Linked DNA regions of Mus musculus: region 1 is linked to region 2. A link is a loop called in an ENCODE intact Hi-C map of the cell type or tissue named here. Cell type or tissue: gastrocnemius. All regions are shown on one strand. Links, peaks and the distances in the headings refer to the core of each region. The heading gives the core; the rest is flanking DNA. Region 1 overlaps Tppp (tubulin polymerization promoting protein). Region 2 holds the start of Zdhhc11 (zinc finger, DHHC domain containing 11).

Evidence for each region. Peaks named below come from ENCODE experiments on the same cell type or tissue, not always from the same donor. Only the 100,000 strongest peaks of a DNase experiment are listed, where the experiment ranks them.
Region 1: a loop joins it to region 2, with 10 times the contacts of the local background. A loop is called at or near these places in 25 of 42 quality-filtered maps.

Annotation. Positions count from the first base shown.
Region 1 is chr13:74,018,027-74,032,883 of GRCm38, reverse strand. It overlaps Tppp (tubulin polymerization promoting protein), which reads right to left. Exons shown (of 4, transcript NM_182839.2): 2 at 11,434-11,745; 3 at 1,981-2,134; 4 at 1-1,663. The coding sequence starts at 11,741. The coding sequence ends at 1,469. It also overlaps the pseudogene Gm6263. Among named protein-coding and RNA genes, the nearest start is that of Tppp, 16 kb to the right of the region's middle. In gastrocnemius, for the core only: a CTCF peak has its summit at 6,384 (motif pointing right); DNase peaks (open chromatin) are centred at 6,468, 6,713, 7,337 and 7,549; H3K27ac peaks cover 4,306 bases.
Region 2 is chr13:73,963,446-73,978,302 of GRCm38, reverse strand. It overlaps Zdhhc11 (zinc finger, DHHC domain containing 11), which reads right to left and starts at 14,452. Exons shown (of 10, transcript NM_027704.3): 1 at 14,374-14,452; 2 at 12,732-12,953; 3 at 4,522-4,700; 4 at 3,645-3,746; 5 at 1,024-1,148. The coding sequence starts at 14,382. Gm41002 (a long non-coding RNA gene) reads left to right here and starts at 14,527. Exons shown (of 3, transcript XR_873671.3): 1 at 14,527-14,610; 2 at 14,805-14,857. In gastrocnemius, for the core only: a CTCF peak has its summit at 7,610 (motif pointing left); a DNase peak (open chromatin) is centred at 7,588; H3K4me3 peaks cover 661 bases; H3K27ac peaks cover 2,730 bases.

The sequences.
Region 1 (14,857 bases), core at 2,430-10,429, 57 kb before region 2:
CCACCACTTGCCAGGCACAGCAAACTCAAAAAACCTTGGGAGGAAGCCAACCATCCCCATTTTCCTTGAGCTTGTTAACTTTGAACTTTCAGAGAGCCTGCTGTCTGGGAGGTCTGGTATTAAGGCCCATCTTTTCTCTCTTAGGCTAGTAGGTAGTCTTCTCTGGTGCTGCAGTGAAGCCATGCTCTCTGAACCCCAGAGAGGTGGATAATGTGACTATGTGCCATGGCAGTGGGGAAGATAGCCTTGCTGTCTACCTATGCTGTCCAAGCCATGTAAAATGTCCCACCCTCAACACCCATCTGCTCCAGGAAGCATATCCTGAGGCCACTGTGTGTTTTCTAGAAACAAGGCCACACAGTCCACCAAGTTGCATGCAAGGCTAGGGCTGTGTTAATGCAAAGGAACAATTGCTGTGGGGCTCTTATGAGGATGGTGCATGCCTTTGGGCCTAGCTAAGTGCCATCCTCACACATGGATGGGCTGAGTCCTGACTTCTCTCCTGTGGCAGAAAAAGAAACCTTAGCAGATGCTGCAAATCTTTCTTGGGCCTAGTTCTGGTTTCCAGTGCCCTACACTTAGACTTGTGAGAAAAGTTAAGAAAACTGAACCCAGAGAAGGCTCCATAGAGCTGAAGACACATAATTTTGAGCAAAACACAGTATAACTTGCCCTGGTAAAAGCTTCCATCTCACACTGGTGGAACAACTGTCCAGGCCTGGTCTGGACAAAGTGTCTCAGCATGATGTGCGTCCCAACCTGGTGATGGGACATGGCAGCTTGATGTTCTGGATCTCCCTGGATCACTCTTGAGACCAAGCATATAGTCTTGTCATTTCTTAAAACAACACTGAAGAAACTTCCAGCTTCATACTCCAAGTCACTCTCCTGGTCGCTGGGGAACTTCCATTTTCTCTTGGCCTCTCACAGCACAGACTCGGTTGGTTAATATGCATGTGTGCATATGTGTATTCACACACATGTGTGCTAACCCACCAAGTAGCCTCAGCCATGTGCTGTGGTCAAGAAAGATGAAAGGGCCTGTTTAGGATTACTCTATGCAGTTGGTTAGTTTCTTAGCTCCTGCTGACCTAGAAGTGCCTAGATAAGGTCAGCGTGAGTTCTGGCATCTGCTCTGCTTCTCCTTACCCAAACCACCCCCTTTTACCTGAAAATCAAGTGGCCAGTATGGTATGATCCTGGGAGACAGTTGGAAATAGCAGTCCACTTTCCAGCTGTGGACAGGGCAGGTATGTTAGGACAGGACAGTGAATCACGGCCCAAACCTGGGGTCTGAGGGAGAAGTGTCAAAGCACCCAGCAGGAGGAGGATCGGGCATTGCCCCCACCATCGCCTAGTGGAGGTGCATTCTGAGTTCTGCCCAGTTAAACATAGGAATGTAATGAAGTGCAATGGGTGTAAGTCCTGTGCCTGCCACCTATAGTGTCCAGAGCGTCAGCCTATGAGGCTACTTGCCCCCCTGCACCTTCTGGTCATAGGTGCCTGCATGCTTGTAACCAGGCACATAGCCTGACTCATCCACCAGGTCCACACGGCCAGCTTTGCCCTTGCCCTTTCCTGATTGGTCGAAACGCTCCTTGTGGGAACCTGTGAACTTGCTTGTGTCTGTGAGCCGTGACACCGTGGGTGAGGACACAGCTTTCTGAAAGAGAATAGAAGACAGTGTTATCAGAGTGTGTTATTATAAGTCAAATGATACAGCTGGGTAAGGGCCACCGCCATTTATTGCAGCATTTAGGTGGGAGGTGGGAGGTGGCAGGGGCTGAAGAGTAAGCCAGCCACAGACAAGGGGTTGCCCTGGTCTCCTGGCTCTGGGTTAGTCCCACACTTACAGGACTGACAAGTATAAAAATTTCCTAAATCTACCCAGTGTGGCCTTCAGATACTGCTGGGCCACAGTCTCCCCAAGGACAGATGCAATCGAGAACACTAAGTCCCACCCATGCCTCACTCCCTCACCGTGACGCCAGAGATGACTGGTGCTCGTCCCTCAATGAGCCTGTGCACCTCACGTACAGCCTCCTCGCTGCTCTTATCCTTGAACCGCTTCTTGGCCAGCTCCTCCAGTGCCTCCTGGAACTGCTCAAAGGTGATGGTCCTGCAGGACTTTCCTCTGTGGATGACAGGCCATCTAAGTCCTCAGGTAGAGGTCCTCTGGGACCAACCCCACAGGTATCCTATCCCTTCTTGCATTCTGCAGTGATCCCTACTGGTCACAGCCAAATGTCACCAACCAGAGTGTCAGGACATTTCTGTATGTAGTCTTTCCTGAGTCGGGAAACAGAGAAAACCAGGAAAGATCCTATCAAACTCTTCCAGGGATACCCTAGCCCCTCATGGAACAGGAGGGTCAGAAGTGGCCTGGAAAGAGCCTAAAGCCATAGCTCTCAAAGTAAGCCAGCCACAGACAAGGGGTTACCTCTCCTGGCTCTGGGAGGAGCCATATCACCAGCCTGATCAGAATCCTAAGAGTGAGCAGTGCAGGCCACCCTAGTCAGCAGGGTGGCTTGAGACTGGAGCTCCTACCCACCATGTGTACCCGGCCACCAGTGATCATCCTAGATAATTTCTCATTTCACAAAATCCTCCTGCCAAAATGTGTTGTAATTTTAAGACATTTTCAACTTGGCATTCACCCCCAACTAATCCAAATTACTGAAGTTTTCAATGTTTTGGCGTAATGTAGAAGAGATGCGAGTCTGCACGTCCTGCATGTTGCTGGGGAGTTTCAGTGAAATGGCCAGAGGTAAGCTGCCTTGTATGACCAAGCATGCCACAGATCCCAGCTGCAGAGTGCTAAGCGTTCAGGGCTTTAAAGCAGCTGGCTGACAAAATCCCAGTAGGACTCTGAAGTCTCTCCATCAGCATAGAATCCAGAACAGCCAAGATGAGTTTAAGAAAACAAAAACATGGCAGTGGTGGAGCATGGGCTACACAGGCAGAGGCAGGTAGAATGCTGTGAGTTCGAAGCCAGCCTGGCCTACAGATGTTCCAGGACAGCCAGGGCTCCAAAACCCTGTCTCAAAACAAAACAGCAACAATAAACAAAGAAACTAAAAACAGTCAGAGGTCTGAGACTATACTATTCCAAGACACCATACAAAGTCTCCTGAAGGAGACGGGATGAGAGATACTAACAAAGTATGAGATGTATAGCTCGACCTGTCTGGTGTCCAGAAACACCCATGTAGGTGCCTAAATGAACAAGGTCAAGGAGAAAGGACTATTTCAGAAAGCAGCTAGAACATCTGCTACTTCTGCAAAATAAGCCAGCTGGGATTCACAGCTCCCTCAGTCTACTCAGAGCATGACCCCAGAAATAACTTTCTCGCGTATATCTGGAGATAACCTGGGTGACCTTAGGTGGGTAAGGATTTCTTAGAAATGAGGCCAAGTCATCACATTCAATAAGACAAGAGTGGCCACACTAGATTTCAGAATATTAAAATCCACGCTCTCTCAAATGATATGGAAGACAGAGAAATACCACAGAGCTGCAGGAAATATAAACCTGAAAAGAGGCTTGTATCTAAAATACACAAAGAAAAGACATTTTCAAATGGGCCAAGTATTTGGATCAGACTCCTCACCAAGGAAAACCCATTGGTGGGGAACAACACACACAGGAAGTCGCCCCTGGGAAAGCAGAAGTGATCAGGAAGCTGACTGCTGCAGGCTGAGGAGGATGTACCATGAGCCAGCCTCCCTGGAAGCCAGGCTGCTTCCAGAGAAATGCAGTTTGAAGCTTGTGTTAAACCCATTTATGAATAATGTACAGATTTTATTCAGTCATTCTAACTTGGAGATCACCCAAATATCCTTTAGCAGGGGTCAGATAAGCATTCCCTGGGTAGCCTTGCGAGGACACAGCAGTGGCAACACAGTAAGGGAGTGGACCCTTAGTGACTGTGCTAAGGAACCAGACATGAAAATACTACTGTCCCCACACACCCTGAAATTTTACTGGTGCCTGGAGGAGTCTCATACTTTATACATGTGTCTGAATATATAGGGCATTTTGACTAAACACCAGGAGAGCTGAGCCAAATGTTCTTGGAGAAACGTATAGGGCCCCGTGCTGGGGGCCACCCCTACTTAGGAGATTGGGGGAGTCACTGAGCCATTACACTTGGATCAAGGATATAGCATAGAAGCTTGCATAATGGCCTCTAACACGGGTAAGGAGCCTCAGTATATGTCTTGTGTCTTAGAAGGTGGGTTCTAGTCCTTCAATGCTCTTAGCCCCAGTACTTGCCAGCTACCCTTGAGATATTGGGCGGTCTAGGGTATTGGAGCAGCTTGGCTTCATAGTTCAGTGGTGCCTGGAGCTGACAGCTTTTCCCCTCTCTCCTAGGACCTTGGGGGGTGGGGGGCAGTGTTGATCTAAGGCCCCTCAGGGCTGCTCTGTTTGTCGTGAGAAGTCAATGGCACTCTTGTCTCCTACTCCCAACCCTTCCTAGGCTGACATGAGGATGCCAGGCCTAATGGCCAGCCTGGCAACCTGCTGCTGGGGCACAAGGCCATTTCTGGGCAGCCTCGGCACCAGGCACCACCAGTATGAGTCATTGGGGGATGGGGTAACTGAAGGGGCTCTCCCATCACAGGCCACATTCAGATAGAGTTGGATGCCTGCTCCACTGGTACCAAGAATCCCTTTCTGGCCTGTGTCCTTACAAGTCTAACTGTTTTGTTGGGGGAGATGGAGTCCTGTCTTGGTGCCCCAGTTCACAGAAAGAACCCCAGGAGAGCCAGGCACTTCTTGAAGCAGAATCACCACATAGCTCTGAGAAGACAATGCCCACTTTTTCCTCAGAGATGTAAAAACCTCGGCAGGGTTCTCCAACAGACCCCATATCTAGAGCTCTCAAGACTAAGGGATCTTCCTAGGACACTTCCCTACCTTTGGTTCTCAGGCTGCCCAAAGCTGGCTTACAAGTGGGTATCTGCTCACGTGTACTCCTGGGGCCTGGGATTGCATCCCAGGCCCTGTTCCCATATCTGCAGTGGCACCTTCTCAGTCTCTTGGGGACTCTAGGACCTGGCTCAGCAGTAGAGCCCTCTGAGGACTAATCCCCTTTGGCCAATACCACAAACATTACCACTGCTCACCTCGGCTTTGGGCTTTCACAGAGCCCCTAATTCAGCACTTTGTGAAGGGGTCCCTGTCAAGGCTTGTGTAATTAGAAAACTTTTAAGAGGTGAAGGAGTGAGGCACATAGGAAAAGACAAGGCTGTCTGGGATTTACAGATGGCTGTGGCTTCTGAAGTCACCACCACAGAGCAACCTTGTCAACAAGATACTCTGCAGGCAGAGTAGGTGCTTCTGTGGAGTGGAGAACTATACCCTCCCTATCCATGCGGTGGATCCGACCTGAGCCTGCTGGACCACAAAGCAGCCTCAGCTGCCATGGGCCTCAAGTTGTCTGTTGCTACCACTGTCTGACGCTTTATATGTATTCAAGGGAGGTGTAGAAGTATGGTCATTTTCTTCAGAGACCAGTCGCTTGTTCTTTCCTCAGGACTCTCCCATGCCCACTATCTTCTCAGGATCCACACCTAGGCTCTGTGCAGGAGACAACGCTGCTGCTGCTGCTGCTGCTGCTGCAAGTCTAGACCTGTCAGTTCTCTGTACCCTCAGCAGGTCACTGGACTTAAACTCCTTGGGAGCAAGTGATGTGCTCTCTGCCTAGAAGGGCCTGGATGCCAGTTAGCCACAAGGACTGCCCATCTCAGGAAATCAGAGGCCAAGCAGCAACCCTACTCTGCTAACCTCAGTAAACTATGACCCTACTCTGGGTACATTCCACATTATGTCTCTTTACTGGCAGTCACCAGCTTGCCTAGAGGAGGCATCTGTGACCTGCAGCATTGCTACTTCCCTCTGTTGAGAACAAATCCTTAAAGCCCCTTTCTACTTGTCGTTTTGTTTTCTTCCAAGGGACCTGAGGCTGTGGGATAAACATTCACCCGGTGACCCAAAGTGAGCACATCTGCCCACCCCTACCTCCTCATGGTTCTGACCTGGATTAAGTAGGGGTAAGCCATGAGGATGGATATGCCTCTGGTTGCTCAGACAAGTTATAGATGTTTGGGGAAGATCATTCTCTTACATGTCCTTCGTGCACTGGCCAGCCAGCTTCCCAAGCAAGATGGAAGAGCTAAGGAACAGAATATGCTTCTCACCCAAACGGCCTATCACTGCAGACTCAGCAGAACATACGAAGCCTTATGCAGAAAGTCACGGAGGCAACTAGCTCAGTGACTATCAGGCAAAAAAAGTTCCACATGTCCTGCCTTTCCCCCAACAGAGGTCAAAACCCTAAGTTTCCCAGCAGGCGACTGAGGAGTCACTATACTGCCATATACAGCCACTAGAGGGCCATGCAGAAGTAAGAATAGCAGCAAGGCTTCAGGTACTGGGGCGCCTGAAGAGTAAGAGGCATGCTGGATCTTGCTCCACTCAAAGCCTGCAGGGTCAGGCACTCTTCCCTGGAGCATGGGACTGTTAGCCTTGTCTGAGATCCAGGAAGCAGAGCCTGATGGAGGAGCTCCAGTGACATGTGTGCCACAGATGAGTGGAACTGAGTGGGCACCACAGCCAGGAACAGAGGCTGCCTCCAAAGGTCCTCACATGTCCAGGATCCTTGGCATCTGGATTCTCTGAGATATTTGTACAAGTAGTACACACAGAAACACATCCTCACCACAGGTACCCAAAACTCTGGCCAGGACTCCAGACCTGAGGCCTGTTCCTAGGAGTAATGGATTACTTAGCCCAGGCGGCTTCTCTACTGAGCCTCCTTGGCAGCATACAGACATCTGAAACATCCCATCAGGCCTTTATAACTAGCTGTGGCATGTAAGGAACACTAAACAGCTCATAGACTGAGCAGTGGCTGACAAATCCCCAGTCTAGACAGATCTAGACCCTGCTTTCTTACATGTAGGGACTGGCCTGGCTTCCTTCTGACCTGTATTCAGACATAATGGACACCCGGCCCTGACACCCCAGCCAAGTTACTTTCTGACTCTGCACAGTGTTGGCAGGAATCTGTGTGTTTACTCTGGAGGTTACCCAGCACCCAGTCCAGGCCCAGGAAGGCCAAAGGTCTAGGGCCTCCTTACCTGGTAGTATGGTGGTTAAAATAAGGAGGCAGTAGGTAAGCCCAGCCCAACCCCAAGGCCTCTGTATCTCTTCTTCCACAAGCAATCAAGGGTACACACACAGACACTCAGGAACAAAGATCCCCTGCAGACAGTCACAGATAGATACAATGCCTAGGGCTGGCAGGTGTTCCCCAAGCTGCACCAAGCTGGCCTTGCTTCAATGCCAGGTCTCCATTAACTGTGTGGAGACTGGCCATGCTGAGCCTTTTGCAGGATGGAGCCTTTTGCTAGGTTAACAGTAGTCTACAATAAAACTTGGTATAGAGCTTCAAGAAATTTGTTTAAAATTTAACACATAGTAACATCAAAACAAACAAGCGTTGCCATAGTGACAGGGACCTAAACAAAGGCTGCAGATACCCCAGCTGGCGCCACGCCTGCAGAGCCATGGCAACCTGCCCCAAAACAGAAATAGTTGAACTTTTTTTTTTCCCCTCTCAAGTCCTGTCAGAGTCAGCAACTTCCTGGAGATACCTAAGCAATTTCCTCCCAGGCTCCAAACTCCTATAGGAGGCAATTGCTGCCCCTCATGGGATCACAAATGCCCAGACCTCATAGTACAACTAGCACCACTACAGCCCCATTTTTCCCGGAAATATCAATCCCAGAGTTCCCCAGCCCTTTCTGCTGATCCTTTTTAGCATTCCCTCACCACCCTGGTACTCAGAATACTGTCCCTCTACACTAGAGGACAACAGGACTCTGAATCCTCTGTTCACAAATGCCTCTGGAGTGAGGCTCCTCCTCCAGAACAGAAGAGTTCCAAGAGGAACATCATTCATAAGGAACCCAATGGAGCCCAGACTCAGCAGGAATGAGAGTTCAAAGACAGAGATGGGGGGATGGCAGCCTCTAGGGTCTCAAGGGTCTAGGTGTGTAGGCGAAAGGAGTTTCTGGGTCTCTACGTACAGAATCCTCACCTGACCCCAGCCGCCCAGCTAGACATCAGCCCCACAGTGTCAGCAAGCCTAGCACTGATTGTCTGTCTGCCTAGACTGTCAGAGCCTTGAGCCTTCTCTAGGCTTGGGCTGCATATACTTGCTCTCCAGGACCTTGACTTACAAGACAGGGACAGTCCAAAGTTCTCAGGCAGCCCAGAGTTTACAGTGAACAATGACCATGTCCTGGAGTCAGGAATGAAATGTCTGAGCATCTGAAGTTCTGCATTCTGGGAACAAGCATTCGCTTCGCATGATTCATTCATAGGGGTCCAGCGCTTCCCACGACAGGAAGGACACGTGGAGCTGGAGTACTCAGTCCTCTGTGGCCCTCGTCATCCAAAAGACCCGTGACCTCATAGGACCACCCACCAGGAGGCTGTAGAACCATACGTTCTACATGGGGGTGCAGTGCACATATATAGGCACACAAAAGCTGGAAGGTAGCCTCCTTCAGAAGAAGCTGGAGAAGTTGACTGACCTCTGGAAAGGTCACTTCTTCCTACTTTCCAACCATCCCTTCTAGAAGCTTCCTCATAGACACAAGTCTCTGGGTCTCATTCCTTGGTTAGATCTTGATTATCTTGAACACTGGGATGACTGAGGATACAGTATCATGAGGGATCATGTCCGAGAAGAGTATGATGAGCTCATTAGCCTTGCTTAAAAGACATCCTGTATGTTCCCGGTGTAGGAAGAGCTGCCAGGGTTTCTAGTAAGCTCAGAGTTGAGTCTATAAAGGACACCTGCTGGTGGAGGAGGAGCATGAGGGGCGATAGAGTGAGGAGCTGTCCAAGTTCATTTGCCAGTTTAGACACTAACAGTGAGCTCCGTAAAACCATCAGCTTTAACTATATGCACATAGTAGGCATGGCTAACATGCACATGTTAGACAAGGCTTTAACTGTATACATATGGTAGACGCTCTAACCTGGTTTTTCTAGGTCTCAGTGTTGCAGATCGTTTCCATTGGCCTAACAGGAGCTCTTGGCACCAGAATGAGGGTCATATCCCTGTATCAGAGGGTCTAGTGCTGATCATTTTGCAGCCTGGGTCAGTCCACCTCACTCATGACTGGCAAACCTACCAGAGCAGCTTTGTTTACCAGGACCTGCCTGTCTGTCCCTGCCTGGAACTGTCCAGTGAAACTCATACGGCCAGTTTCTATGAGAAGGCTGCACATTTCCCAGAAGGTGATAGCCAGAACAGGCCATGTGACCAGCACAGTGAGCTTCGCCAAACCTGGGAAAACCTCCCCCGCCCCGTGGCAAAGCCTATGGTGGTGTCAATACTCAAACTCAGGGGCAGTCACTTTGGTGAAATGTATAGGGAAGGTCTCAGGAACTATAAGCATCAAGATTTCTAGGTCATCTATGAAGGAGCAGCAGCAGTATAGAGGCTCTGTGGGCTAGTCTTGCTGCTCCTTCATAGATTCATAATCTTGCATCTCCCTAGGTCCTTATGACCTGTTCTGAACTTTGTAGACTCCTCGTGGTTCCTGAGCGCCAATGACTGTGCTGTTCTATTTAGGGACTCGGGGGACAGAATTACTATCCCCTGACCCTTTGTCTGGGTCCTTCCTATAAAAGCAATACAATGAATACAGTATTCAGTAGACCTTCCTCTGAGGGGGTCACATAAGGGTCTTTGGTACCCAACAGCATTGCACGCAGATGAAGCTGTGAAAGAAGCAGTGTTGACAGAAGCCTAAGGACCCCAGTCTAGAAGTACATAGGAACCCTGGCCAGGGGCCTTCCAGGGTAGAGGTAAGCGCTTTCACAGTGGGCATAAGGCTAAAGCGACCACACACATCTGAGCCACTGGCCATAACTTCCTCTACCATCCTCACCCACAATAACTGAACTTCGGGCAGAGGTAGATCTGAGACATCGTAGGAACAGAGTCTCAGATGGATGGGAGAAAGGGCTGAGGCGGTGTACACACAACATCTGCTTTCACAGGTTGAAGCTACATGGAGAGCCTCTTCTCCAGCTTCTCATTGGGGTTGGAAACCACAGGAGACAGAGCAAGCAGAATAGACGAACTCAGAATCCTTTGTGGAATCCTCTGGGATCAGCAGAGCCTGGAGAGGGTCAGGACGCAGGACTCCTTTGGGACATGTTTCTCAGCCTTTACCATTCAAACCTAAGACATACTTTTGTGTGCTGTGTGCAATAGGAAGTTCACTAGGGAGCGTGGGGTTGAGATTTTCTTGCTTTGAAGAGGTCTCAAGCTCCCGGTAGACAGTGAAGTTGATATCAGCCTTGAAATGCATGGGGACAGCTAGGCTCTGGCTCAGTATTCTCAACTGAGCCCCCTTCCTAGGGGCCAGGACCTTGAAAATTCAGGCTCAGCTTCTTTCATTTCCCTCAACCAGAATCTAGAGGAAGCTACAGCTAGCTTCAGCTGAAACAGAAAGATGTCAATATCACCCTCAATCTGGGACTGGCTTGTGTCACCTCTTCCACTGGGACATATATTAAATCCCTCCACCTTTCCAGGAATGCCTAAGTTCCTGGAATGTGATATTCGTTGGTGCTCTCAGGAGCTATCTGCCATGCTACATCTACCCTTCTGGCTGTTGCTCAAAGACTCTCCCATGCACCAGTGCACAACCTGGGGGCAGGGAAGCCTTACTGTACCTGAAGAGCACCAACAATTCCATAAGAAAGTGGATATTGACAACCAGTTATGAAGACATCACCCACCCAAATCCAGAGGAGGAAGCAATGCTCAGCTAGTAGCACCCACAGAGATCAACCACAGGACCTGACAGCACGCGGATGTAAGACAAAACGGCCATTCTCTGATTTGTATCAATTTGGCTGCATATGTGATCATTTCTCAAGTACAAAATTAATGGAGGTGGATAAGGGGCTAGAAGAGGGTGTCATGAGCCACTGCCATACCCTGGAAACAGAGCTACATAGGCCTGAACTTCACACTAACCTCATAGACTCAGCCCACGGCGGATGGGTCTCTGTTCACCTAAGCAGATCCTGATCATGTCTAGCAAAAGCTCACTAACCTGGGTATTGGTTGGGGTTAACTAAGTTTTCTCAAGGCCAGAAGTCCCCACCCTGGCCACATCCAAGGCCAAATGGACCGAGACAAGGACCACAGCTCAGGACATGGCCAAGCAGTTCCAAGGCACTTGTGACCAATGTACTGCCCAAACTGTCCCAGACACCACAGGTTCTGTGCCCACTTCTTAGCGTCAAGCTTTCAGCGTCTGCAAGCAAGATACTTCACAGGCCCTCACAGCTCCTGATATGAGTTGTACGACCTAAACCTGCATGCCACTCACTTGATCTTGCTGAAGACAATGTCCACGTCAGTGACGGTCACATTCTTCCCATCGATCACGTGGCAGTCCTTGCACAGTTTTGACCAGTTCTTGCCATGCATCTCCTTTCCTGTTGCCCTGGTGTCCCCATGTACTGCAAACCGCCGGAAGGCCTCCTCCAGGGCACTGAGCTCAGGAGCTGCAGTTGCACCCTCATTGGCACCCTCTGACTCCAGTGACAACCTCTTAGCAGCCCTGGCTGGGTCTCCTGGGGACTTGGGTGGTGTCTTGTTGGCAGCTTTGGCAGGCTTGGCCTTGCTGTCAGCCATGTTGCTAGGAAAGAAGGAGAAGAAAGGGGTCATTTTGCTTCTCACAGCCCGTCTGTCCCTGGTTCTTGCTGCAGTCTGTGGTACCAGGCAACGAGATAAGGCAAGAGCTGAAGAAGAGCAGCCTTTCTGAGGTCTAGGACCCCTGGGAGCCGAATGCCCAGCATGATCGTGTTGGTCCAACTGCTGGACCTGATACCTGCAGACTCTAGAAAAAGGAAACAGGCTCTGACTCAGCAACAATGGGTCTTCCCTTCACTCCACCAGCCACATTTCCATTACCTGGGCCTTACCTGCTGTGGGTGAATGCCAGGAGGGATGCTTTGAGTCTATAAAATAATGCCATCCTTAAGATGCAGACCAGTCACGCTATGATAACTGTTCCTCAGACCTGAGCCTTCTGAGCAGAGGCTAAGCCATGCCCAGGAGTTGTGAGTGACCCTGGAGACACAATAAAGGCCTTCCCTGGGATCCTAGAATGTGCAGTTGGCCCTTGGACTCAGAGGAAGAGACCCTGAGGAAGGGAAACCAGAAGTATAGCCATATTCTTTGGGATTTTTGTGGGCTGTTGAGTCCTAAAACAGACAGACAAGCCTGGCATGGTGGCGCACACCTTTAATCCCAGCACTCGGGAGGCAGAGACAGGTGGATCTCTAAGTTCGAGGCCAGCCTGGTCTACAAAGTGAGTTCCAGGACAGCCAGGGCTACACAGAGGAACCCTGTCTCGAAAAACCAAAAACCAAAAACCAAAAAACAGACAGACATCCAGGAGGGCTAAGAAGACTGGGAAGGAGGCAGTAGGAAGTCGGAAAGGAGGGACTGCGGCCCTCACTGGCCTGAGCGGGCCGGGGCGGGGCCTGGCGGCTGTCATGGCCGGACAGGACAGGAGTTTCCCCCCCTCACCCCCTCACCCTCTCACCCCTTCACCCTCCACCCCCGAGAAGGCACCTGCGGCCCGAGTCCCTTCCCCTGAGGCTTCCCCAGTCCCGGGGTCTCTGTGCGGAACGCTGCTATGGAACAACAGTTTCACTCAGTGCTGAGAGGGCAACGCGGTGGCGCTTGTGGCTGGACAACACAGAGAATGACCTCAATCAGGGGGGTGATCATGGCTTCTCCCCCTTGCACTGGGCCTGCCGAGAAGGCAGCTCTGCGGTGGTTGAAATGCTGATCATGCAGGGAGCTCAGATCAATGTGATAATCGTGGGGATGATACCCCCCTCACCTGGCAGCTAGTCATGGACACCGTGACATTGTACAAAAGCTGTTGCAATACAAGACTGTCATCAATACAGTGAATGAGCACGGCAATGTGCCACTTCACTATGCATGTTTCTGGGGCCAAGACCAGGTGGCAGAGGACCTGGTGGCTAACGGGGCTCTTGGGAGCATCTGTAACAAGTATAGAGAGATGCCTGTGGACAAAGCCAAGGCACCCCTTAGAGAGCTTCTCCCAGAACAGGCAGAGAAGATGGGCCAGAATCTCAACCATATTCCATACAAGGACACGTTCTGGAAGGGGACCACTTGCACAAGGCCCTGAAATGGGACCCTGAACAAACACTCCGGTATTGACTTCAAACAGCTCAACTTTCTGGCAAAGCTCAACAAGAATCATTCTGGAAAGCTATGAAAAGGCCGCTGGCAGGGCAATGATATTGTTGTGAAGGTGCTGAAGGTTCGAGACTGGAGTACAAGGAAAAGCAGGGACTTCAATGAGGAATGTCCCCGGCTCAGGATTTTCTCACATCCCAGTGCTAGATACTTGCCAGGCTCCCCCGGCCCCCCACCCAACCCTCATCACACACTGGATGCCATATGGATCTCTCTACAATGTTCTACATGAAGGCACCAATTTCGTTGTGGACCAGAGCCAAGCTGTAAGGTTTGCTTTGGACACGGCAAGAGGCATGGCTTTTCTTCACACACTAGAGCCTCTCATACCTTGGCATGCACTCAATAGCTACAGTGTAATGATCGATGAAGATATGACTGCCCGAATCAGCATGGCTGATGTTAAGTTTTCTTTCCAGTGCCCTGGGCGCGTGTATGAGCCTGCCTGGGTGGCCCCTGAAGCCCTGCAGAAGAAGCCTGAAGACACAAACAGACGCTCAGCAGACATGTGGAGTTTTGCAGTGCTTCTGTGGGAACTGGTGACACGAGAGGTGTCCTTTGCTGACCTCTCTAATATGAAAATTGGAATGAAGGTGGCACTGGAAGGCCTTCGGCCTACCATCCCCCCGGACATTTCCCCCCATGTATGTAAGCTCATGAAGATTTGCATGAATGAAGACCCTGCAAATCGACCCAAGTTTGACATGATTGTGCCTATCTTGGAGAAGATGCAGGACAAGTAGGACCTGAAGGTCCTTGCCCAAACTCCAGAAGTGTCAAAACATGGCTGGGGGAGTACACTTCTCCAAAGCTAAAGACCTCTGGTTGCCTCCCCTGTCTCTAATCATGGTATTACCCCAGTTAGGGGGCTTGTTCCCTGCTCCCATCCCTACCACTGTAGCCCCAAAAGGGGCTGGGCTCAGAGCTTTGTCACTTGCCACATGATGTCTCCCAACATGGGAGGGATCAGCCCTGCCTGTCACAATAAAGTTTATTATGAAAAAAGAAGGAAGAGGAGGAGGAGGAGGAGGAGGAGAAGAAAGAAGAAGAAGAAGAAGAAGAAGAAGAAGAAGAAGAAGAAGAAGAAGAAGAAGAAGAAGAAGAAGAAGAAGAAGAAGAAGAAGAAGAAGAAGACGACGACTGGGGAGAGGGTACTACTTCCCAGCAAGACTCAGGAGCACAAGGATATGCAGATGAACCCGCCACAGCCACTGATGTTCCAGCAAGGATAGACATATTGCCATTTCCAGCCCCCAGGAAGCAGGAATGAGGAGCTACCAGTTAGCTTCTCTCTGAGAACTGAATGCTTAACAGCTCAATGCAAGGAGAGGAACTCTTGGTATAGGCACACACCACTGGCCCACGAAACTGAGATGTGCAAGCCCTGTCCAGACGGGAGATCTCAATGACAATGAGGTCAAGGCATGCTGTGAAATGTGGCCCCTGCTGAACTCACAAAAGTGTGAGTTCCCTAAACAGCCAGAATAACACAAATGTTAGTCAGCCAC
Region 2 (14,857 bases), core at 4,403-12,402:
GTGTTTTCCAGAGCATGCTAAGGAGTACCAAGAAATTCTAAGTAGTTACAGGGGATACCAAAGCTGAGGTCCTTCCACATGAATCTCACAAAGCTCTTTCTTAAAAGAACATTCTGTCATGTTGGCTCTAGGGATGCCCCAAGACAAGTGGCACACAGGTCCCAACCTCTCCTGTAGCAGGACTTGGGTAGATGCCAATGGTGCTTGGAGCAGAGGTGGGCTGGCACCCCCTGTCCCATAGGATAACCAGAAAAGGAACATCCCACTTGTGTCACCTGTGTCAGTATCTTAGGGATGTTGTAACAAGTGATCATAAGCTGGTGGAACTTAGGCTATACAGTAACCCTCTCATTTCTGTAAGCCCTGAAATCAGAGGATGGCCCTTCTATCCTCTTCCTGCTCTGAGTACTCCTGGGCTTGTGGTCATATTGCCCAGCCTATGAGTCCTACCTCCATAGATCCTTTGCAAGTCTGTATTTTCTCTTGTTTCTCCTGAAGACATTGGCATTGGATTTGGGAACATGAGGGGCCTAGGATGAGCTTCTTAGCTCAAAATTTCTAGCCATATCCACAGAGACACTTTTTTCAAATAGTGTGCCATCTCATGTCTAGGTCAGGACTTGGACACATTTTGGAGGCCATGTTCAACCCAATCCCTTTCTTTCTTGCTTGTTTCAGAAATTTATGTCATGGGCTTGGACTTCTGGACCTATGTAATCATAGAATCACTGAGCTTCCCCTCAGAATCTGTGGCTAGACATATAAATTTTCTTCTGTTCCTGTCTACAAGTAGTTGTCTCCTACAAGATAGGCACCTGCTTTCTCCACCCAGCACTGCTAAATAGTCCACTGTCTAGGTGTTCAAGACTGACTGAAGGGTCAGGGTTATACCTCGTTCTAATCCCTGCTTTCAGGTCAACTGGAAAGTGAGGAAATATAGATGGGTTGAGGTGAGGCCTGGAAGCCTACGTCCTCGGCACATGGGAACCAGGCAGAAGCAGTCCCTGAGCATCAGATGGGTACCTTTATAGAGAGGATCCGTGCGAAGCTCATCAGGGTTGACAAAGTACTGGATGCAGATATAACACAAGATAATCATCACACCAAGAATCCCAACTGCAGCTGAGGCCACAGACCAGAAAAAGAACCTGCATGAGAGTATGCTGCTCAGAGATAAGCAAGTGGGAGGTTAGGACAGACTAACACCCAGCTGAGTACATGAGATCAACACACAGGCCTGGTGTGGTAATATGGAAGCACAGAACCCAAAGTCTATTGGTGTCTTTTCCTCCCTTACTCCTTGTGTTCTTTCAACCACGTCTTTCACATACTCTAGGTAGATTCTGGCTCATGATTGTATTTCTCCATGTTTCCCATAGCCTTATACCTGAGCCTGCATGTCCTTCCATCCTGTAGTCTAGACAAGAATGCCATTTCCATCCAATAGGAAAAGTTAATCCCCAAGATGGCAGACTAACACCTAGGTACACAGAACATCTTCCAGCAAGCGTGCTCTAATCATGGACACGTGGAAATCACAGCCTTTCTTGTTTTCTTGTCTTTGGTTTTGTTTTTGTTCTTGTTCTTGTTGATTCTGTTCCTCCTCCTCCTCTTCCTTTTCTTCTTCTACTTCTCCTTTATTCTTCCTTTTATTCTCTTTCTTCTTGTTATACTTCTTATTCTCCTTGTCCTTCCTCTTCTTGTTCTCTTTCTCCACCTCCTCATTGCTATTCTTCCTCTTCTCCCTCTTTTTTGTTCTCTCTCTTCTTGTTCTCCCTTTTTCCTTGTTCTTCTTCCTCCTCTTCTTTCCTCCTCTTCCCTCCTTCTCCTCTACCTTCTTCATTCATTGCCTTCCCATGCACTGTGTGAGCTTCTCCAGACTTTATTGTACCCATTCTGCAATATCCATATGGCTTGCTGTTTATTAGGACTGTGAGATGGACTTCTATTCAATTCTTGGACCAAATTATATCAAAATGCCATTGAAGGGTAAGAGAGGTGGCCCAGTGGTTAAGAGCACTGACTGTTCTTCCAGAGGACCAGGGTTCAATTCCCAGTATGTACATGGTGGTTCACAACTGTCTGTAACTCCATTTCCAGGGAGATACAATGCCTTCTTCTGACCTCTGAGAGTAAGAGATGCCCAGACCTACATGCAGACAAAACATCCTCATACATGAACTAAAAATAAAAATATTTAAAGCCAGGCAGTAGTGGTGCATGCCTTTAATATCAGCCCTAGGGAGGCAGAGACAGGCAGATTTCTGAGTTCGAGTCCAGCCTAGTCTACAGAGTGAGTTCCAGGACAGCCAGGGCTACACAGAGAAACCCTGTCTCAAAAAATAAGTAAATAAATAAATAAATGGTTTTTTTAAATGCCTTTGACTCCACTCATGCTTTCTCGGGCTTTGGAGAATGAGGGACAGAAAGTGAAGATGGTAAGAATCAGTGCTGACTAGTGAGAATGGGTGGTATCTTTATCACCCTCTGCTCTTCCCTTGACACCAGTTTTGGCACACAAAGGCCATGTCTCAATGCCACAGCAAGTGTGCTTTCTTCTGCCTTCTCACTACTCATGGGCAGACCACACCTCATGCAGAAACTGCTTGGTTAGCAAAAAAAAAACAAAAACAAAAACAAAAAAAAAACAACAAAAAAAACCAAAAAAAACCAAAAAACAACAAAAAACAAAAAACAAAAAACAAAAAAACAAAAACCAAAAAACCAAAAAATAAAACTCATGGTTCTCTGTGACCAGGCAGTAGGAGGCTCTCAAAGGAACAGTGGGAAAGAATCTCCTGGCTCATCCAGTCACTGTCAGAACCATGGCGATCATTTGAAGGCCACATTGAGGTGCTTAGTAACAGTAGTTGTTCCCTGGATGGACATCATAGTCCAGTGTGTTGTCAGGGCAGGGGAAAGAATGGCTTGGTGTAAGGGGCTACAATATCCTGTTCATCTTCAGAACTCTCAGGGCTGATGGACAGCCTAGGCCAGTGGGTTCTCAACTTGTGAGTCAAAACTCCTCTGGCAAACCTCTATCTCCAAAAATATTTACATGAATATCCATAACAGTAGCAAAATTACAGTTATGAAGTAACAACTAAAATAATTTTATGTTGGGGGTAACCACAGCATGAAGAACTGTATTAAAGGGTCACAGCATTAGGAAGGTTGAGTACCACTCATCTATGCCCAGTAGCTCTCTGGATTCTGCATTCATGAGTAGGGTGATGCCTTAAGATGGACTAGATGCTTTACTCCTGTGCTCAAGGGTCTAGCCACTGTTCTTCCATTGGTGGCCATGACATTGAGAAGGTAGATAGTTTTGAAGTAAGTTTAGGAGGCTAGGCCAGGCTTTGACCTACTGTTCATGATGAGCACTCTATTTATGGACTTTGTGAGTGTGAACTTGACCCACATGTTTAGGAACAGCCCCACCAAACACATATCAAACCCAGCAGCATAAGCAGTATGCCCTGCCATCGCTGTAAACAGAGACATGGCCCAAAGGTCATCCTTTCCCTGTGCTGTTCCCCAGAGTCTATGGCCCCCTCCACTCCATCACATGTCACCTATTCCTATGAATCCCAGGCCACAGATCCCTCCCCTAGGTCATAGCCTTGACCCTGAGAGTGCCTCACCAGTAGTTTCTCCTGCCCACGCAGTTGTTCAGCCATTTGCAGTGGTGGTCAAAGCCAGAGACACATTTGTTGCAGGCGCTGCAATGTTTGGCTTTTTTGCTCCTGGAAGAGAAATTGGGAGAAACAGCTTGTTAGCCCCAAATGCACCATGAGAACCATGTGTCTACCATGAAATGGTGGGAGGGGCCTCCATCTGAAGACAGTGGGGAACTGGAAGTCTGTAGAAAAGACAAGGCCATCTTGGGCAGAGAGATGAGCCTATGCCCATGGGCATTATTCCTGGAAGGTGAACCCAGGACTTCCCTGTAAGTAGGCTTGTTTGCTAGATGGGAGCCTGAAAGTTCTATCTAGGAGTTGAAGGCTGGTAGTTCACCCAGTGCCTACAGTGCCTTCCTGTAGCCAAGTCAGTGTGCTATCCTGCTCAGGTTCCAGGGACTTTGGACCTCATCAGGCATCAGTTGAAATTTCCTTCCGTCCTCCCCAACTGGAAACGTGAGATTTATCAGAAAAACCACAAGGATGTAGCATGCTTGCACCCCCACCCACCCACCACCACCACCACCGCCACCACCACCACCACCACCACCACCATCACCACAAAGGGCCTGTGTGTAAAAGATGACCTGAGAAAGACAACACTGGGCCTCAGACTGCAGCTCTTCACACCAAGGGAGAGAGGTATTGGGAACTGGGAGGCAGAACTGTCAGCCTATAGGGTAGGGCAGTATAGTGCAGCCTGCTAGAAGGCTGTGAGCACATGACTGAGCCCTCCATGGAGTGCCACAGAAAGCTAGTGCCCAGCAGCACCAGGCTCATCTGGGCAACTGTGGGGCCACGGGTCAGCAGGACTCTATACCCAAACTCCGACTCCACTCACGCGGTAACCTCACACAGGTGGCAGTACTGGTTCTGAATCACGTGTGTGTGTTTGGACCTGTCGAAGGCCGGCACAGGCTGCGTGTAGTCCTTTTTGAGTCGGACATTGGTGTCAGCTGGATCGATGGTAATTGCGATCAAGTGCACGATGAGGTGGAATATGAACACCCCACCCATCACCTGGGCTGTCAAGGAACACACAGCCCTGAACCTGGCTGACATGATGAAAAGTGTCTCCCAGTAGAACAGACAGTGTCAGAGACTAAGGAAAGACCCTGGGACTCCTAGTCATTGATGCCTGCAGCATCCGAGAGCATATCCCATAGAGACACTTACTTTGGAGAACCAGACAAGCCAGCTAACTACTGGCCACACTGTGCATAAGCCCTGAAATGTCTTATGTGGCCAGGGACAAAGAAAAGCCTTCAAAAAGAGCAGTTTATACCTTGGAATGATAGCTTCAGCGGCTCAAAGTGGTTCACCTGGTGGTGGGTGTTTTCCATATGGGAAAGGCCTAGGATATAAGTAGGACTAGGCCAGGCCAGACCATGCAATATTATGTGGGTTCCATTGGCAGTAGAGTTACTGTTGGCCACAACACAGGATATGTTCACCAGAAACATGGTTAGGCAGCAGTTGGCGGGTACTCTCCAACCTCAGTTTGAGTTAGAGCTTCAGGGACCATGAGATTCTCAGGAACCTTTGGGTTTTGCCCATCTAAGCCTATGTGACCACAAGAAGAAGGTCTTTGTCCCCTCCATTCCTCCTCCTGTCCCTGGGATAATATACAAAAGGAGGTACTAAGTACAGAGGCTTCCCCTCTCTTCCCCTGATTTCTGGGCCAGGTGGACCAGTATTTACGACATCTCTAAAGGAAGCCAACAAAGTCCCATGCCCAACAGCCTAAGCTTGTGCCAACAGGCAGGCTACCTTGTGCCAAGGCAAGAGAAAGGCCATAGGCATATACAAGAGCCTCTGCAGGGATTTTAACAGGACATGGATAGTTAACTCAACAAGAAGCCCCTTTTCCCAGCCCTTCTAAGAGCTCAAAGTTGCTAGCCTGGCTTGTAGTGCTGATTTCCAAAGCCATCCTGCATGCTAGGGTTGGATTTTGTGGATGACATGTGTTGGGGGGGAACCTTAATGAAGGTCCCAAAAGAATCAGTGATGTAGGATAATCCTGCAAGAGGCCCGTATGCTGACCCAAACCCTGGTGCGGGCCCTGTCTTGCTCTCTCCATCTTCCAGCATGAACTGGGCAGTATGCAGGATTCTGGACATGGACACAGGACTGAGAAGCAGGTTCAGAGCACAGAGAAATGACTGTGAGGAAGACAGAAAGCTGTATTCCAGGAGGACCAGAGTAGGAGCTGATGCAGGACTGGATGTGTGTGTGGCTGCGGAGGCTTTTAGTACCTGATCTATTTATTGTAGACCAGATTGCAGCTATGGTATAGGTCAGTGGGGCTGGGCACAGGGTAACTCACAGCTGTTGATGCTACCATGACAAGAGTATGGTCCAGCATCTGTTCCCACTCCTTGAAGCTAATTTGAGGGCTAATATGCTTCCCTCGTGGCGATGGGTAATAAGGAGCATGTTCAGAACCCGGGACATTGGTGGGTGAGGGTCCAGGACATAGGAAGTCTTATACTGCCTGGGTTCTGTCTCTTTCCCTGTGACACTAGAACAGACCAGTTCTAATAGAAACCAGTAGGCAGATAGAAAGCCCAAGAGGCAGGGCAAGTGAGGAGCAAGTGAGGTAAGGCTGATGTCAACTGCACAGGCCCTCTGTGACTATACCTCATGATACCCTCATATCTTCTCCAAACCACCAGCATCCATACTCATATTGTTGGGGCCTCCTGGAACACAGGCCAATTATAGGGAGGTTATGGCTGTAAAGTAGTTCTCAGGGTACAACTAAGCCAGGTTCCCTTGTACCTGAACCTACCAAAGAGACCCCAAAGGACAACCAGTCCCCAGCCGTCACATGGAGTACCAGGAGGCCACCCTAAAAGCATTTATCTGTCACAAAAAAACCCCTCTGGTCACAGAGGGGACTCAGATCTCAGCCACAATCTTCAATCTGTCCATCTAGAGCATGGAGCTTGCTTACAAAAAACAAAGTTACAGCACATCTTTTATCACATTCTCCTGTGCAAAGCTTGTCCAGGAACACTCTGCCAGCAAACTTTTTACCACTCAGTGATATTCCTGTCACCCATAGGAATCATGCTGGTGACCTTACTCTATTATATTTTGTCTCAGATGACCTGGTTGGCCACTCCCTACCACACACCAAGGTGACATTCCCAAGAGGGAACCCAGAAGAGAAACTTCTTCAGGATCTGCCCCTGTCTTCTCTAGAGCCTTGTCTCAGTGGATAGCTAAATGTGAAAGAAGCAGGGTGAGGTGTCCTCCATGGAGGCCTCCCTCCAACTCCCTCTGGAAGTTTCCATGTGGGAGCCTATGAGAACCACAGCTGGCTGGAACATTCCCTAGCAACAATCTGTGTTTAGTAAACAAACAAAGGAAGGGCGCCAGCTCAGGACACCACCCTTCTTAGCCTCCTCGAACTAGTGACCTCTCCCTTGTCCTGTTTCCGCAGGAAGAGGGGAGGCCCAGGAGGCGTCAACATTCTGATACTGTCTGGATTCGTGATTCCTCCAGGGCAAATTCTGTGGCTGAGCTAAAACAGCAGCCTAAGACACGCTGTTTGATGGCCGCCGCCGCCCCCCCCCCCCCTTAGTTCACATTGCCTTGGCACAGCCCAGGACTCAAAAAAAAAAAAAAAAAAGAAGATTTCTAGGCTAAAGGTTTGGTATTGCACCGTGGGTCCTGTTGACTAAACTGTGTTTATTATCTAGCCCTTTGTCAGAAGGGGAGGAGTCCCACTGGCGACAGGACCCTCACAAGCCACCAGCCTGGTGAGCCCTTTCTTATCTGAACCACAAGAAGGATCTTCAGGCTTGTCTCTGGCCTCAGTGTTTCCTAGGATCCTCTCCACAGAAAGTCCTAGCTCTTCTAATCCAGCCCCTCACTTCCCAGCCCCTCATGGTGCCTAGCAGGTGCCAAATGATGCTAGTGCCCTCTAGTGGCTACAAACTAATACTAGTTTGAGCATAATGCCAATGCAACCAGGCTCCCAGTCAGGATAGTAAAAGAATTTCGGAGCTGAAAAGCCAAGAAGGCTGTAGGAGCTCCAGTGTCTCTGGACAAAAGCTTAGACTGAGCTACCAAGTTGGTATAGCAGGGCTCGGGGAAGAACGGGAGCTGAGGCATTTAGGTGTATGGCAGGAATGGCCCACTGCAGCAAACACAAAACCACCTGAAAGGATCCAGGGCCAAACAGGGCCAAGTTAGGAATAAAAAGAAGAAAGCAGTGATTATCAGGCAGTATGTGTCTCCTTAACATATCCACATCCTGACACCATCGTTGGCAGACCTCATTTGCAACAGAGTCATCACAAACCAGGTAAATGAGGCCACTGGGAAGAATCCTGTCCAGACCTTTAAAAAATGGCAACTGTAGACCAACAAGGTGATTCAACAGCTCAAAGGGCTTTCTGTGGAAGTCTGACAGCCTGGATCCTGGATCTCTAGAGAAAGAGAACCGAATCCTGAAAGTTGTTCTCTACAGGGATAGTGTAGAGGGCTGTCCCTGATTGTGTTGCCTGCCTGTGGATCCTGTTCTGGGCTGCCTTGCCTGGCTTCAGAGGAATATAGGATGTGCTGGGTCCTGCGGTGACTTGATGTGTCAGGATGGGTTGGTACCTGGGGTGGGGGTTTCTCCTTCTTGGAGGAGAAGGAGAGGATTGTGGGGAGGGGCTGTGTGAGGGGGGGCTGGGAGGAGAGGGGCAGCTGCAATTGGGATGTAAAGTGAGCAAATAAATTAATGGGAAAAAAAAGATAAGAAAGTTGTCCTCTGAACTCCACATACATGCTATGGTGAACGGACCACACACACAATATTTTTATGGGAAACATAGCAGACTGAATTCCCATGGCAGAAGGTGGGCCAACATCAGAAGACTGCATTCCCAGGCCATGGTAGTACTGGGTGACAGAGTACTACCCAGTGTCTTTCAAGAGAATGTGGAAAGATGAAAGGCAGGGAGGAAAGCTCCCTTTACAGGGCATAGATGGACAAGTTCAGGAAGGATGGCCGATCTAGAGATTTAGCACGGACTGTAACTAGGCTCCCACAGGTACTACACACTAATGGCAGCGGGTTGTGTTAACACCTGTATCATACTCTTGCTGAAACTTCCTGGTCAACCTGACAGGCCACGGGCTACCTAACATCTCAGAAATGCCACAGCCAAGCTCAGACTGGCAATCGCCATGCTCCAGTAAGGAGACAGAGAGTTTCTATCCCTACATTCAAGACTCAGAGCTGACTAGATTCTGGGTTTTTTAAACTTGTATAAGGGGTGTTTGGGAGACATTAGAAATTGCTGAACTATTGCCTGTTTTTTACCCATGCTAAGGCATTTAGTGAGGGTGCCATGTCTGGTGTTGCATAGAAAGAAGCAGGGCATTGAGCTATGGGCTGATGACTTCAGTATAATCTCTTATCCCTCGACATGGTTGTAGGCCCAGGAGGCCAATAGCCTACATTAAAGAGCACACAGGAACTTATGGCATCACTTTTCAACTCTGCAGACCTAGGGGGCTTGAGGGCTCTTGGTTAGAGGAGGCTACCCCAGACAGATGCTATTGGGGGACAGAGGGCCTGGGTGTCAGGACACAATGGAGGCTCAGTAGGCCAACAACAAGGTCTGGAAATTCTGGAGGACAAAGGAGGGTACAGCAGAGTTTGTGGGCTCCATACTAGGTATAGTGAGATGGGCCACCACTCAGAGTTGGAACTTGTCACCCTGATGAGAAGAGAAGGTTGGTGGAGTGCTGTGTATTTCAATAACATGACTCAGGTAGCTACACCTTTCTGTATCCCTCCATGGTGGACATTTGAACTTCCACATGGCTTAGTCTCTCGTGGTTTGAATGCCCACTCTATTTTGGTGACCATATAGAACCTGGGCTTTAGCAAAGACTCCTTTTGGAAGAGGATGCTGCTGGCTATTTGGATCCTGGCCATGGGGGAGCCAGGGATCTGAAGCTCTTCACGGAACCTGTAGTTGATGCCTGCAGGACATCCTCAGCCTGTCTCTCCCAGACAAGACCTGACATTGCAAGATCAATTGAGTAAAAGTGTGTCCAGGGTTCACATGTCTGGAATATATGTGCCCGGGATGTGTGCATATTCAGAGTGCATGTGCCAGGGTTATGGGGGCAGGGGTTCTTGGTCACAAGTGTGCTTGAAATGTACATATGCCCAGAGCATGTGTATCTGGGATATGTGCATATATGCCTGGAATGTGTATATGCTCAGGATGCATGTACAGGGTGAAGAAGTCTTCCCAGGATGCGTGTGTGCCTGTGATGCGCATACTGAGATGTATATGTGGTCAGGGTGAATGAATGTACCTGGGATGTAAGTATCACAGATACATGCACGTCCACAATGTGGACATATCCCAGGACATATCCCAGGATATGTATTTCCAGGGTTGCACATTGCCAGGTTGTCTGTGGGCTCACAGTGTACCTTCCAGAGGCATCTTTGGTTTATCTCTAAAAATAAGTCTTCTATGTAGCAAGACTACATGAGCAACTGCTCTGGGAATACAGGCAATGAGTGGCCTTCTTAGTTATGATTTCTATTGCTGTGATGAAAGCATCATGACCAAAGCCACTTGGGGAAGAAAGGGTTTATTTCATTGTACATTTCCAGGCAATAGTCCATCACTGAGGGAAGTCAGGGCAGGAACTCCAGCAGGACAGGAACCTGGAGGCAGGAACTGAAGCAGAAGCCATGGAGGAACACTGCTTATTGTCTTACTTATTATGGCTTGTTCAGTTTGCTATCTTATGCCATCCAGGACAACATGGCCCAGGGAAGGCATGGTCCACAGTGGGCTGGTCTCTCCCGCATCAATTATCAATAAAGAAAATTACCTACAGACTTGCCTATGGGCCATTTTCTCAATTAATCTTCCCTCTTCCAAAATGACTCTAGCTTGTGTCAAGTTTACAAAACTACCCAGCACAGTCCCCAAACTTTCAGGAAAAATATAGTAGCATAACCCTAAGTATATGTTGAGGAAGCCAATGACCTGCATTTCCACTTAAAGGTGAGAATCCCAAAGTTAGTTGAAAGAAGGAATAATAAAGATAAAAGCTGGAAAATTAAAGATAAAAAGAGGCCAACAGTCAAGAAAAGTAGTAAACTGTAAAGGTGTGTCTCTATAAGAAAGCCAGGGTGGTGATGCACACATGCAATTCCAGCATTGTAGAGGCTGAGGCAGGAGGACTGGATGTTCACAGTAAGTTTCAGGTAAAAAGAAAGAGGGTGGGTGAGGAAGGAGGGGGAAGAAGGAAGGAAGGAAGGAAGGAAGGAAGGAAGGGAAAGAGGGAGGGAGGGAGAGAGGGAGGGAGGGAGGGAGGGAGGGAGGGAGGGAGGGAGGGAGGGAGGGAGGGAGGGAGGGAGGCAGCCAATGAAGACATGTTACTATATGTCCTGAATGTAATACACACCTAATTCTATCACTTGAGAGGCTGAGCCTGGAGGACCACAAGTTGATAGCCATATTGGGCTATACAGAAAATCCTGTCCAAAAAAATTGTATCCTTCAGAGAGAAAATGAAAAGCATAGGACATATTGAGACTAATTTTATTCTAAGAAATTTGACATTTTCTTAGACATTCTAAGAAATTTCATGAGAAACACACCTTACTAAAATGAACATAAGATGAAGCAGAAAACCTGAATAACTTTTTGCCTGCTACATTGAATTCATTCTCAAAAGACTTCCCACAAAGAAGTCTCTAGCACTACGTAGAAAAGAACCAGACACAGCTGAACTGGGAGACATTCTGCTCCAGTTTCTTCAACCAAAGACCTAGAGGTGCCACACTGTGGGAAGCTTCACGTACCAACTACAAGTTATGCTACAATCAGTGCCCTGGGTTCAATCCCCAGGACTCCCTGTAAAATAATAAAGAGAACTGTGGTACTGGTAATAGGGATATTAGGAAATGAGTGATGGAGTTTGCTGTGTGCATTTCCAGGAAGATAATAGTATAGTGGTTATGAGTGTAGGAGCCAGGTCCCAATATAAACCACAGCACTTATGTGTGATAGTTTCTGACATCTGATGTTTTGGTTTTTTTTTTATTTTTAAAGATGCTCCCCTGAACATGCATGTAATAAATGAAAGACTTGCCATTTCTAACTGCTGTCATGGGTGACTGTGAGATACTACTGTATCCATTCTCAGCAAAGCTGACCCCCAAGATGTGACAGTATCTGCCCTGGCTCTTGTAACAGTCACTTGGCCCTGTGTCCTGAAAGGTCTCCTTCCACTACTCACATATGCCTAGTTCTCCTAACTCCTCGGACCTGCGGAATGCCATCCAAAGCAAAGTCCTCTATAGAGAGCCTACACCCAGAGTATGTAATGCCGCCCAGGTCTCAACTATGGCTTGTGGATGCAATTTCCTGAGCATAGGTCCACTTTGCACCACTGTGGCACTGGTTCTAAGTGGATTGACCCCTAAGGGTCTGGTCTCCCTGATCAAATGCCCACCCTGATATACACCATGCCATAAAGAAGTGAGTATGGATCTAGATCTTCCCACTGCCCTGGGGAACCATCTCTAAAGGCCTGTCCAGGAGCAGGGCTCCTGTCTACTTTCCATGCTTTAGGGATGGGCTCTATAGGGCTAACCAAGCACACTAGCAGGCTGTGAGTCAGTGACAGCCAAGTTATATGCTTCTGAAGTCCTTTCTTATTGATTTGGCTACTCTGTGAGTCAACAGAGAAGGGCCTTTCTGTACACTGTAAGAAATATGTGACTGCAGTCTATACCTGCTTCCCTTTCCTTGGGTCACCACTTCCAGGAACCCTACTTGTCACTTTATATCTAGCAGACTCTAACATTCAATAGCAAGAACACCTTCTATCAGGAAATATGGGGTCATAGGGCTGACTTCAGGGCCACAGGAACTAATAGTCTAGGCAGAGACAGAGCCCACTGCATAGGCATGATGGGACTCAGGGCAATTCTCTTGAAGACCTTCAGAAACCCTCCCCCTTCCAAAAGACATGTAGCCCAGGGGCCCACCCTTCTAGTACAAAGGATACAATATTGGCAGCATATTTCCAGCTATATGGCAGAAAGGGGATGAAGATCCCAAAGGTGACAATGGACATGGCCAGGTAGGTGATCCAGGATATTGCCTGAAAGGAGTGGAGGGGTGGTGACCAGCCATTCACCCTAGACAGAGGGCGTGGTAGGAACTTCTTCACATTGTTTTCCTGGGCTTCTGGGAGGACCCAGTTCTTGTTGATGCCACAGATGTTCATCTGAGAGACATAAAGGGCACAAAGCTGTCTATTCCTGGTCATAGAAAGAATGTCTTGCAATACCACTTGTCATTGTCAGGGGGTTACCAGAACCTGGGCCAGAGCTGATATCTATATGACTAGGGTTTGCAGGAGATCCCTATCATGACAGATAGGTTTGCAGCTCCCAAAATAGTGGGCACAAGGCTGAGTATGTCTAACCCACACCTCTGTGAGCCCATATTTTCATGAATAGACCCCTTGGTTAGGTCAGATATGCAAGAGTACCACTTCTCTCCTTGACCCAATTCTGTCCCAAATGTTCAAGTGACGAATATTAGAAAAGACATAAAGAGAACAACACTGAGGTCTTCTTATATAAGAACCCAAATGCACCCACTTTCATAAAACCCTACTTCCCAGTACACTTCCTTCTAGAAAGGTACTGCTGTCAAGGGAGAGCACTCGAGAGGGGGCTCAGGACAAGGAGAGCAACGGTACACTGATTTCACAGGGAAAGGGACCTGGCAGTGAGCCAACAAGATGAGCCCCCATCTTCCTACCAGTCCCAAAGTTTAGCTTTGATAGCTGCTGTGTGGGGATATACATATCACACAAAGCTGCACACCACACATAGAACACACAGCTCCACAACATGCAGAGAGCACCACTCCCTACATCATACGTGTGCACCACACAAGTCTCAGGTCCCCGGCAATCCTCCTTTTTGCTACCTGGCATGCTCAAACTATCTCCTCTTCCTGGCTCTGTCTATATTCTGCCTGTGATACCTGTCAACATCCCCTGGCTTGTCTCCCTCAAAGTTACACCCCACCATCTGAACTGGAGTTTCTTCATTCATTCATCTCATAATATGATAATTGACCCTCTCAAAACTTGAGGATTAAGGATGTGTGTGAATCTGGTAAGCTATGAGCTGTGATCTTAGATTCAAGAGTCAAAGGTGATGGGAGCGTCTAGCATCTGTGACTATTTGACTCAGGTCTCTTGCTTCTATACTCTTCACTGTAGGCTTCAGTGTGGAACCCTGCCATGACTACTAACACAGCTATAGCTAGCACTCCCAGAACTTCTTATATGTTACCCGCAGCCATGGATTCTGTCTTTATATGTGGCCTTAGGTACCTCCTCCCATAATTCTCTTTGAACTGTCCAACCCAGCTGTTATCTATTCATCATGTTCATGATTTCACATCAGTGCCCTTATTTCTCAGGCGCTTTCCCAGTCTTGAATCTCTCATTGTATGTCCCCCATGGAGAGATTCATCAGACAGAAATCTTGCTAGCTCTAAGAAACCAAACAGGTTACATGATAGCTGGGGTCTCCAGTGGGCTGAGTTCCCACCCGTGAGGCTCTCATTCAGGGAGTTATGAGTTGGAACGTTACTGCCTTTGGCTAGTGTCTACTCTGCATCCTTACCTCTTTCATCAGGTTGAACAGCACTTCTTGCTCAGTGCTGACATGTTAAACAGTGGTAGGGCGTTCCCACGAACAAAGCGGATACAGAACACCATGAAAAGGAAAGTTCCACAGCTCATAAAGCCACAAGCCCTGCAACCAAGGAGACGACCTACTGCAGGCTGTGAGACATAATAGAGGTGTATGGCTAGTGGTTAGCATAGATTGGATGGAAATGGAGCTAGCTGGTTCCCACAGGTGGGGACTCCGAAAGGCAGAGCCCAGCTTCACTACCCACTGAAGAGACTGAATTGGCTTTACATGAGTTTTCACTAGAAAACTATTGCAATCTATTAAATGAAGGACATAGGCTTGTGTGGGGGCCTCTCTGATGTGCACTGCCAACTTCAACTTCTTTATACTTGATCTCCAAGATTTCTTTTTTTCTGTAGAAGCTGAGATGCACATGCTTCATAGAGAAACACCAAACTCTAAGCCTGACAAA